Regions from separate parts of the Homo sapiens genome. Here regions 1 and 2 are each linked to region 3. Evidence: chromatin contacts called from ENCODE Hi-C data. All regions are on one chromosome and are shown on one strand. The core of a region is the stretch at or near the end of the contact, and the rest is flanking DNA. Distances in the headings are between cores, read along the strand shown.

Region 1 (3,314 bases), core at 402-2,901, 4.5 Mb after region 3:
AACCAAGGACCATTTCAAAAACTCTCACCTATGAGGGACTGACCACACCCCTTCAACTATCCCTGACCACAGGCCCATTCTCTCTCCGCGTGACAGGATGGGTGGCCCTACAGGAACCAGAGCCCATAGGTGATGGGGGCTAGATGAGAGGGCCACAGAACCACCCAGGCTTGATGTCCACACAGCAGAACTTCCTCACTCTGGTTCTCTCCCAGAACTCACACACACACACACACACACACACACACACACAAAGTCCTAAATCCTCTGAATCTCATAGTGTCAAGGCCTGCAGGAAAATGTAAGAAACTGCCCTGGTCTGCCTTGGCAATGCAGGATGCAGCATGCTAACCACAGAGCATTTCTCATCACCTCTCTAGAGACAACTCCATTCCCTTACTCCAAGCCTATAAAGTTCTGGGTAATTGTTGGAAGGTAAAGCCCACCCAGCCCAGGCAAATCTCTAACTCACCACTTTGTGGCAGCATGAGGTAATGCCAGCGAGAGGGAGGAACTTTCAGAGTCAGATGCAACCCACTTCCAGGTTCCCAGCTCATCTGCCTCTTACATTTAAAAGTTTGTAAGTTTTCTCCTGAGCAGAGGAAGAAGGAAGGAGAAGCCTTCACAGGACAGTCTGGCCTCTAACTGCTCTGCCAAAGAAATGTAAGAGTCAGGCTAAAAGCTGTCATCCTCAGCATCTTCCGGAAGGGAGGGAGGAGAGGAGCGGCTGCTCTGGGTGGAGGCAGCAGGTTGCTTGAGCAAGCAGGTACCACTCTAAGCCTTCTCGGGACAGAGAGGGGGAAGGTGGGCTTCTCTGAGCGCCTGTAGGTCCGCTGTGCCAACCCACTGTTTTGTTTGCTTTTTCTGGCATGAATGGCTGTCAGACAGTGTCCCCTGGCTTGGTCTGCAGCACCCCCTGCCCACCCTGGCCCTCCTGCAGCAAGGTGCAGCCAGGAAGCCTCTGTGATCACTCCGCAAAGGGGAGAGAGGAGGCAAGGAGAGGCAGGGGAGGCCCCCCACCTGCGCCCCACCCCGTCTCTTCTTCCTCCCTGAGAAACCGAATGAAAGCCGATCACCTCCCGCCGGCCCTGCCTGCAGGCCCAGCTGGGCTGCGTCCTGTCAGCCCTCGTCCGGGATGGCCCGGCCGCTGCGACCCGAGGGCGAGCCCCGAGGGCGGCCGGGCTGGAGAAAGGCCCCAGGGCTACAGGCCGGGCCCAGGAAGCGGCTGCGCCTCGAGGCCCGGCCTGGGCCGCCCAGAAGCTCAAGAGGCCGCTAGGTCGCGGCGGAGGGGCGCGGGGGGGCGGCCGGGCCGGCAGAGGAAGGGGTGCGGCGGGCGCGGGGGTGGCCCCCAGATGCGGCCCCGGGCGCCCCGCCGCTCACCTGCTCCAGGCCGCCTGCAGGGCAGGCGCGGGGCGAGCGGCGACCAGCTGCTCTCTCGGCCGCCCCTTTATTCCGGCTCCATCCGCGGCGGCGCGGCCTACGCGCGCTGCCAATCCCCGGCCTCGCGTAGCGGCTGCGGCCGGACCGGGGGCGGGGGACGGGCTAGCGGCGGCCGGAACGGAGGAAGCGACGCGCGCTGCCGGAGTAGCGGGGCCGGGGCGAGGAGCGCCGGGAGGGCGGGCGGACGGACCGATGGCCTTGCGGAGACGGGCGGACGGGCGGGCGGCGCGGGGGCCAGGGAGGCGGGGCCGGGGGAGGAGCGGCATCCCGGGCGGCGGCGGCCAATGCGGGAGGAGCGGGCGGCGCGGAGCGAGGCCGCCCCCTGCCGGGGACCCCGTGGCCGGGCCAGGTCGGACAAGCCGGGTGCTCCGGGCGGTTTTCGAGTCGCCAGGCCTGGGCGCCTCGACTAACCGAGGAAGGGCGCTCTGCTTCCGGCCACCCCGCTCGGGCTTAGGGGAGGGGGCTCCGGGTGACCGCCCTCGGCCCGGCTCTGCGCAGGAGAGGAGGGGCCTCCTAGAGGCTCTGGTCTGCCACAATTGATCCGCCCCTAACTGCTCAGCTTGGCTTTTAGGGGCTTGGACTTTGGGCTGGTTTGAGGAGGGGGCTCCAGGACCTCTGATCCTGGCCGGGCTCGGGGCAGGCAGGGGTCTCCGCTGGGTCTAGTGCGCTGACCCGGGACTGTCGTGTCTGGTATGTCTGGTCCCGGGTGGCTGCAGACAGCAGCGGGCAGAAAGGTGAGGGCCCTGAGCGATATATGAAATGGGTACACGAAGGCTGGGGAGGTCCCAGCGGGGTGCCGGGAGGCTGCAGGTGACCAGATCCGCGTGCGCAGCCGGCAGACAGCTTGGAGTCGGTGGGCTGAATCTTCACCACTGTCCTGCCGGGTTCCGCCCCTCCCGGCTCCGCCCCGAGGCGGTGCCAGCCCAGGCCCCGCCCCTGGGAGGGCGCTTCCGGCACAGCGGAACTCCGGGTGCCGGTTGAGGTTGCTGGTGGACCTGCTCTGGTGGTCTTGGATGAGGCCCCATGAGCGCGGCGCCCCTGGTGGGCTACAGCAGCAGCGGCTCCGAGGATGAGTCCGAGGACGGGATGCGGACCAGGCCGGGGGATGGGAGCCACCGTCGGTGAGGAGTGAGGAAGTCTCTCCGGAGGGCGCGCGCATTCACCCTAGAGCCAGACGGGACCCGAATGTCTGGGGGTGGAGTGGGGAGGGAGGATGCGGGGCGGCTCTGGGAAGGAAAAGGGGACGCAGGAAGAAAGGAGGATCCAGAAGATATACCCCTCCCCCCCACCCCAGACAAAGCTCCAGAGTGGCCCCACCTGGCTAGGGCCAAGTTGGGAGGCCAGACCTGGGTTCGGGTCCAGCCTCGCGCTGGCCCACTCTATCGCCTGGCACACATCCCTGTACCATCCTAGGTCCGTTTCCTGATTTGAATACAATTGCGATAGTAATACTTGCTAAAGCGTAGGGAGAGCCTTTTCATTCATCCAGTAAATATTCACTGAGCACCCACTCCCTGCCAGGCTGGGGTCTGGTAATTCAGTGGTGAACAAAACCGTCGGCCTTACTTCCTGGGGCTTAGATTCTTAAATGCTAGGCCTTATCTTTGCTGAGTGCTTTACAAGCAGTAGCTCAGTTGATCCCACAATTGCTCTATCAGGTAGACATATACTTTCAGATGAGGCATTTGAGGCCCAGAAAGGGGACATGACTTGCCCAAGGTCATAGAGCTAGAAAGTGCTACTCCAGCTGCAGCCTGTCCAGCTTGGAAATGTGACCCCTGAACCACATTGTTGCATGCCCTGTTGTTTCCCATGGGGACCTTGTGCCCCAGAGTTGGAGACCCCAATGAGACAATACTGGAGAAACAATTTCG
Region 2 (3,640 bases), core at 300-2,799, 4.7 Mb after region 3:
GCAGTGAACTATGATCTGCACTCCAGCCTGGGTGACAGAGTGAGACTCTGACTCTAAACAAATAAATTAAATTAAATTCAAGCTTGCATTGCCCATTATAGAATGTGACTGGGGTACCTTACAAACTTTTGCCCTGTGGGGAGGAAAATGTTACATACCACTCATAGGACACTCACCTTCAGGATTTTTACAACCACTCTCTCATTGTTGGTGATATTAATGGCCTCAAATACTTCACTATATTTTCCCCGACCAAGTTTTCGAACCAGTTGGTAATCATCTTGATTACTGTAAAAGGAAGACACACACATAAATGCCAGGACTGGGGGTTAACCAAGCCTATGCCCACTGTACACGTCATTCAGCCGCTTCCACCAGGCAAACACTTGGAAGTGTCTATACATCACGTCACAACTCATTCCCTAAATGAAAGCCACGACATAATCTTGGCTCCCTTCACTCTGCAGAGCTCCTAACCTAATTGGTCTCTCCTAACTTGGGAAGATGGGGCAGGAAGGCAACGCTCTGAGCCAATCCAGAGGGGCGAGCAAAGCACCCGTCCTGAAGGCCTAGAGGGTGCCCCCTGTGCCCCGCGGCTCCCCAGCACCTGCTTCTCGTTTCACATCTTCAAGGTAGACAATGCCTGTTTTAAAAATCTGGACGTCTTTAAGAAATTTCCTCCCACCACCTCATCTCAGAAAACCTAAAAGGCAGGGCATTTTAATAGCTCCAAAGGACAGCTGTTGACTTCCCACCCCAGTGGAAACCCAGAAGTGTGAGGAAGGGCAGCTCCCTCACTTCCACCCGGCGTCGATCCCTGGACCCCACACTTCTCCCCGAGTAAAAAAGCATTCCTTGGGGGAAAGGGGTGCGCAAAGCGGGGAGAAAGGGACGAAACGGGGGTAAAGGGGAGGGAAGAGGAAGACGAGGACATGTGCGAGAGCGGGACCTCTGCCTCCCTGCGGGCCCGCGGAGGGGTCGGCGGGAGACACCACCGGGCCCGAGTGCGGTTCGCAGGGGGTGGCCGGGCGGGGGCAGGGATCAGCGGGCCCGGCGGGGGGCGGCGACGGCTTTACCCCCAGCTCGGGACGTGAGCCTCGTAGTCCCAGTACTCGCGGCTCCTCAGACTGTTCACCTCGGCGTAGACCCGGGCCCTGCTGCCCGCGGCCGGGCCGGGCATGGCGGGCGGGACCGGGGGGCGGCGCGGGGCGCAGAGGGTGGCGGCGGCGGCGCGGCGGGGGACGCGGGGCGTCGGGCGGAGGAGGCAGCGGGCCGCCGGGCGCTGGAGGAGGAGGAGGAGGAGCGCGGCGGCGGGCGGCCGCGCCAGGCCGGGCCCGCGGGGGCGGGCGGGCTGGGGGCGCGGGGGGCGCCGGCCGAGCCGGCCCGGCCCTGGAGCGGCCGGCGGGGCGGCGGGGCGGGCGGCGCTCGCGCTCCGCGGCGGTCTCCGCTCGGCTCGCGGCCCCCAGGAGGCGGCGGCGGCGGCACCGGCAGCGGCAGCCACCGGCCGGGAAAGGGGCAGCGGCGGCGGCAGCGGAGAAGAAGGAGGAGAGGAGGAGGAGGCGGAGGAAACCCGGAAAAGGGGCCGCGCTCACTGGGAGCGGCCGCCGCCCGGCCTGGGGCCGCCCAGGCTCACAGCGCCCCCTGGAGCGCGGGGGGACCCGCCGGGCGGTGCCGGCCCCGCCCCGGCCCCGCCCCGGCACGCCCCGCCGCCTACCTCGCGCCCTCCGCCACCCTCGCCCTCCCGCCGCCACAGGTCGGACTGTCCAAATCGCCTCACCCTCGGGCTGGCTTGACTTCACGCCACAGGAGCCCCCCCTTCCACTGGCCGTTGCCCTAGAGCCCTCGCCCGCGACTCCCGACCCTTTCACTGTCCTTGGAGACCCTATCCCCAGCCCTGCACTCACCCAGCTTTTACCCACCCAACACATCCCATACTGACCCTATTCTGACCCTCCTGTCACCCAAACTGTCAAGTCCCTCCCCAGGGCCTCACTCAAACCTCAGAACCTCCCCCACCTCAATACTTCTCCCTTCCCCCGAGACATACCCCTCCTTCCCCCTCTGGACCCTGCCCTGTTAGGGTAGACTCCTCAGTCCCCAAGGCTTCCTACCCCCGTCATTCAGAGTGCTCCTCACAAAACCTTTCTACACTTCCCCCAAATGCCCTTCCAGAGCCTTCCCTGAATATCCACTTTGGTCACTTGGTTAAGCTGGCATTGACCAGGTTGTGCCACTGCAAAGTTACAATTTTTCCCTTTGTGATTAATAAGTCATTTGTGGGGAGAGACTTTGAGAGTGTAAATCTCCTGTTTGTGTTTAGGAGGAGGGAGAGCAGGAGAATTGCAAATCCGACCTGAAGGGACAGGCTGGGTTGGGGATGTGCCCAGAGTAGGTGGTCAACTGAGCTGGCCTGGCTTCCAGTGCTGCCTGCAGCCTTGAACACCCTTCTCCTTTGATCTTCTAGGCCTTTCTTCTGTCTTCCTTTCCCATCCCTCATCCTTTATCGACAGCACCTCTGCACCCAGTACAGGTTGCTTTCATTCCAGTCCCTTTTCACATTCTGTTTTCTGGATGAAACCCTGGGCCTTCCTGCTTGACACAGCTAAGAGCACAGTCTGTGGAGTCAGATCTATCCAGCACTGCTACTTAGAAGCTGTGTGACCTTAGGGCAATTACTCAACCTCTCTGTGTCACAGATTCTACAGCATAAAACCAGTAATAACGCTCACTTCACAGGGCTGCAAGGAGAATTAAACAAGGTAAACCATGTGAAACACTTAGGATGGTGTTCACTATTAGGATAGCATGTGTTCAATATGATTATTTCCAGGCCTAGGGCCTTTCTCTGCTCATTCCTCCCTCCCTGAGACCACCGTGCATCCGTCTTTTGGTTCCTTCTATCCTCCAAGCTTAACTAGGAGCCACCCCCAACCCCTCCACCCCACCTTCCCAAGGGTGTCTCCTTTTTCCTATTCAAATTTCACCTTTTTCTTTATTAGTAGTATTTTTTTAGAAATAGGGTGTCTCTATATTGCCCAGGCTGGAGTGCAGTGGCTATTCACAGGCATGATCCCACTACTGATCCGAACAGGAGTTTTGACCTGCTGTTTGCCACCTGGCAACCTGGTGGTCCTCCAGCCCCAGGAGGTCATCATAGTTGATGCCAAACTTAGTGTGGACACCTGATTGGCATTGCACACTACAGCCCAGAACTCCTGGGCTCAAACGATCTTCCCACCCCAGCCTCCTGAGGAGTTGGGACTACAGGCATGCCTCCAGCTCAAGTCTCAGCTTAAAGATCACTTTCTCTAGAGTTGATACTTCTCTATCTCAGCACCCTATCCACGTCCTTCATCAAACTGCATATCTTGTCATTATTTGTTTCCTGGGTTATTGTCTGTCCCCTCCTTTGTAAAAACAGCACAAGAGCAAGGACAGAGTGTGGGCGCTCACCACTGACTCTCCCAGCATTTGCCACAGTCAGAGACCTTCAGTAAATACAGTGCTACCCCACAGATGACTTAGGAATTACCAAGGGGAAACGAGGTCACCACCTTACCCATGGTCCAAACTTCTCATCAGTAGGGAACCAACTGATCCTCTGATGTGATGCACTGAGAAGGGACACCTCCCCCATGTG
Region 3 (3,438 bases), core at 891-3,390:
ATACAAGGAGGCTGATTTAAGCGCTGCCTCAACTCACCTGAGTACAAAATGATTCCTCCAGCAAAGTATTAGCCAAAGAAATAAGAGAAAACAGGAAGGCACAGCACAAGTATGTCACTAAGACGACAAAAGTAGTTACCTGAGTCCTGTCAGTACCATCCCCCAATAAACTGCCTTCTACAACTTCGAAACATATAGAAACTGCAGGATCATGTACTTAAGGAACTGCCAAGCAATCCAGACAAATGCAACACAGGCACGCAAGAGAGACATTTCACAAGTACAGATCTTCCAGCCGAAGCTTCAAGTCGTGGATAAGAAAGCATGTCTCAAAGGTCATAAAGTCAGTGGGTCATTTACTAAAAATACAAAGAAGCAAAGGAAAAGCAGCCAAGCCCAGCTGTAAGAACAGCAACTTCCCTGCCCTGGTATTTCCCCCCAGGCTCTGTTACCTTTAAAGCAGAGCTCCTTCTCTGAATTCCTACTTGCACCAATCAAACGGCTGAAGGTGAAAAGGGTCAAAACTAAGCAACGTTTTCCTAATTTCTTAAACAGATCATGAGCAAACCATGTACTAAATGTCCCCAATCAGCAATAATTTGTCTTCTCTGACGAGCTTGTGACATCCAGGGACGTACCCAACCCAGGTCATCCATACCTTGCCAGTGCCCATTACTGCTGTTTTGTTTTCCAAGAGAAAATGCCACCCAGTAATTAAATCAGAGGAATGAAGATCCTGGCTCTTCTACTAGCATGGATAACATGCAATAAGTAACAACAGTTCTCCGCAAATCTGCCTTTAAAGGTGAGTATGACACACTGAATATACTTGAGATATCAAAAATGTGCGGGGGCATGTTCCCCTTTGGCTCAAATGAAGACACTGATTTTCAGATCTAGCAGTAATGTGCAGCACCCCAGTGTCCTCTAGGACACACCTAACACGGGACCGGATCCCTTGGGACACAGTGGTGTGCTCCACAACATACATTTAATGGGCTGGTGCAAACCTGTAAAGTCTCTTAAAGGTCTAACGCGTTAGGATTCTCTTTAAGAATCCAGTAAATTTTGTCCCCAGTTCTGCCTGTCATTAAGCAGGAGGTATTGTCTTCTGCTGCCTAACTTTGCTATGGATCTTTTAATCCAATGTTTCCAGCAGCAACATAATCACGAGAAACTGTAGCACACTTTTCAGGGTCTAGTCTAGGACAAGCACAGCATACATGTTCTGAGAGGAATGACATAGATGGAAGCAAGACATGTTACATCCTTGTCACTTGGAAACAATTTTAGAATTTCTGCCTGTTTGGCCACGGCTGCATTCCTTTACATCACCCAGCTGAGAAGTCTGGGTCTTCAGCCTGCGCGAATGACAGTGCGTGGCAGAGCTAAAACTAGGCTAAAACATGAGTGCTGCTGTTACTCTACATGCCACAGCGCACTCACATCACCCCGAATCGGACTTAAGAAATTACACGTTAAGAGGAGACAGAGCAGGGGCCAGAAAAAAAAAGATGAAAACGGCCCGGGCCAGGCTCGCTGGGGACAGCCGGGACCCGCGGCGGCCTCGGACCGGCACCCTCACCGCGGGCGGAAACCCGTCTCTGAGCACTCAGGGAATCTGGACAAACCTGTCTCGAGGTGATGCAAGGCGGGGGCCCTGTCCTGGCCTCGCAGCTAGCTCGATGCTGGCCCGGGAGCCGCGGGCCCCTCCAGTGGGGGGGCTCTGGGGCCCGGCGACGCCCCCTTAACCAGAGCTCGGGGTCGGGACCCGGCCGGGGAGGGCGGGCACGGGCCGGGGCGAGCCAGCTGGGCCCCCCTCTCCCTCGGGCCGGGCCAGCCCAGCTCCAGCCGCAGTCCCCAGCAGCAGTCCCGGGCTGCGAGGCGGCCAGCGCAGCAGGTGCCTGCAAACGCGCACAGGTGCCCGGCCCCGCCTCCGTGTCCCACTGCGGCCGCCGTCGCCGAGTCGCGAGCGCCTAGAAAGATGGACAAATGCCGGGCCCGTGGAGGCTGGCGGCCAGATTTACAGACACCTCAGCCCTCGCGTACCCACCAGCCTGCCGGGCAGTAAGCCTCACCCCAGTGCCTTCAATGCAGAGCTCCTGGCTGCCAAGCGCCGCCGCGGCCCGACAGCATCTCCCGCCGCAGCGCCAGCCCTGCCCCTGCTTGATCCCCGCCCCGCCCCACCCCGCCCTGCCCTGCCCTGCCCTGCCCTCGGCAGCGGGCTCCGCCCCCTGCTGCACGATCCTGGGGCCCGAGGCTTCCGCCTGGCCTCCCGGCGCCAACTGGCTCTCACACCTGCCCGTCAAAGACGTTCTTCCGGGGGCGTTGGGAAGAACACACTCGGTCCTGCAAATCAAATCACCCCGGTTTGGGTGGGACTGCACTTGACCCTCCCCTTACGTAACAGCGCCTGGGACGGCCTGTCAGTCATGGAAGTATCGGCCCCCCGGGGAGGGATGGGGCAGAGACAAACAAGCGCCGGGTCACAATTGGCCAGGGCGTCTGCCAGTCACCACGGAGACCTTCCCGGAGGTTTATTCGCACAGCCCACAGCGCAACCGCCATGCGCAGGGGCTGGGGCATACGCTAACGTCTGCAAGCCAAGCTTTTGGGGAGGGCCGGGCCGCGCGACTGCCCAGTGGCTCCCATCGCTAGGTCCTACTGCGTTGGGCGGCGCTGCGAGGCCCGAGGCCGCCACGTCGGGCCCACAGGGTACCAGGGGTCAGAAGGACACTTGGCGTGGCATCAAGAAACGCCCGTTCTCTCCATCAGTGCAGGAGCTGAAGGCTGGAGCTGAAGGGAGCTCAGCTCCAAGTGGGCCCTGGGCACTAGAGCAGCCAGAGGAGCTTTGTAAATCTGTGTGTGTCGGCCCCGACCTGCAGCATCCGAGTGGGGGCCGGGGGCTGGGGGGAGGGGGGAGGCTGAGGACCAGGAATCCACATCTGTCACAGTTCGCTGCTGATTCTGGCGCACACTGAAGTTGGAGAACCTCTCCCATAGCAACATAGTTCCTGGTCTTTTTTTTTTTTTTTTTTTTTAATTCACACGCTCTCATTTGGACCTCCCGTCTGCTTTCCCATGGAGGTCTCTCTCTGGCCTAATTCTGTGACTGCTGCCAGCTGCTTTCCAGGCCTGTTCTTACCAACGGTGCCTCCCCGTGGTTAGTCCGTCCAATCTCGGCACTCCACTTCCACACTTGCGCGACAGCCCTCTCCCCGCAAGCCCCTGCCCCTTTTCTAGACACCAGAGGCACTGACCTGTCTGTGACACCGCCTCAGTGTCTTACACTCAGAAGCCGCATTCTCTGGCCGGGTTGTTTGGTCCATTTTTGGTTGCCTCTGAGATTCTGGTAAGTGACTTATTAAAGGGCAGGAAGCCAAATTCTCCTGATGTTAATCCCAAGGGTTGGTTCTGAAACCCAGCTTCCTCCCCTAG

Evidence for each region. A loop is a pair of places that touch in the nucleus more often than their neighbours do. Pooled maps may share reads with other maps.
Region 1: a map of B cell shows a loop between it and region 3 (13-fold over the local background). The contact joins the promoter of ZNF319 here to the promoter of AKTIP in region 3. A Hi-C loop is called at or near these places in 2 of 168 maps with a recorded cell type or tissue (B cell and ascending aorta), 1 of 37 single-sample maps with no recorded cell type and 9 of 50 pooled maps.
Region 2: a loop to region 3 is called in a pooled map, with 31 times the contacts of the local background. The contact joins the promoter of CSNK2A2 here to the promoter of AKTIP in region 3. A Hi-C loop is called at or near these places in 5 of 50 pooled maps.

The regions. Positions count from the first base shown.
Region 1 is chr16:57,999,021-58,002,334 of GRCh38, forward strand. It overlaps ZNF319 (zinc finger protein 319), which reads right to left and starts at 1,652. Exons shown (of 2, transcript NM_020807.3): 1 at 473-1,652. USB1 (U6 snRNA biogenesis phosphodiesterase 1) reads left to right here and starts at 2,387. Exons shown (of 7, transcript NM_024598.4): 1 at 2,387-2,561. The coding sequence starts at 2,464. RefSeq lists enhancers at 736-1,005, 1,863-2,032, 2,205-2,499, 2,526-2,625 and silencers at 1,126-1,255, 1,306-1,905, 2,196-2,445.
Region 2 is chr16:58,196,557-58,200,196 of GRCh38, forward strand. It overlaps CSNK2A2 (casein kinase 2 alpha 2), which reads right to left and starts at 1,550. Exons shown (of 12, transcript NM_001896.4): 1 at 1,077-1,550; 2 at 177-288. The coding sequence starts at 1,180. It also overlaps the pseudogene RN7SL645P. RefSeq lists silencers at 984-1,053, 1,454-1,723, 1,774-1,903.
Region 3 is chr16:53,501,069-53,504,506 of GRCh38, forward strand. AKTIP (AKT interacting protein) reads right to left here and starts at 2,141. Exons shown (of 10, transcript NM_022476.4): 1 at 2,079-2,141. It overlaps LOC124903690 (a long non-coding RNA gene), which reads left to right and starts at 3,312. Exons shown (of 2, transcript XR_007065069.1): 1 at 3,312-3,352. RefSeq lists enhancers at 1,337-1,838, 1,839-2,338, 2,799-2,898 and silencers at 1,609-1,908, 2,169-2,238, 2,259-2,498, 3,219-3,308.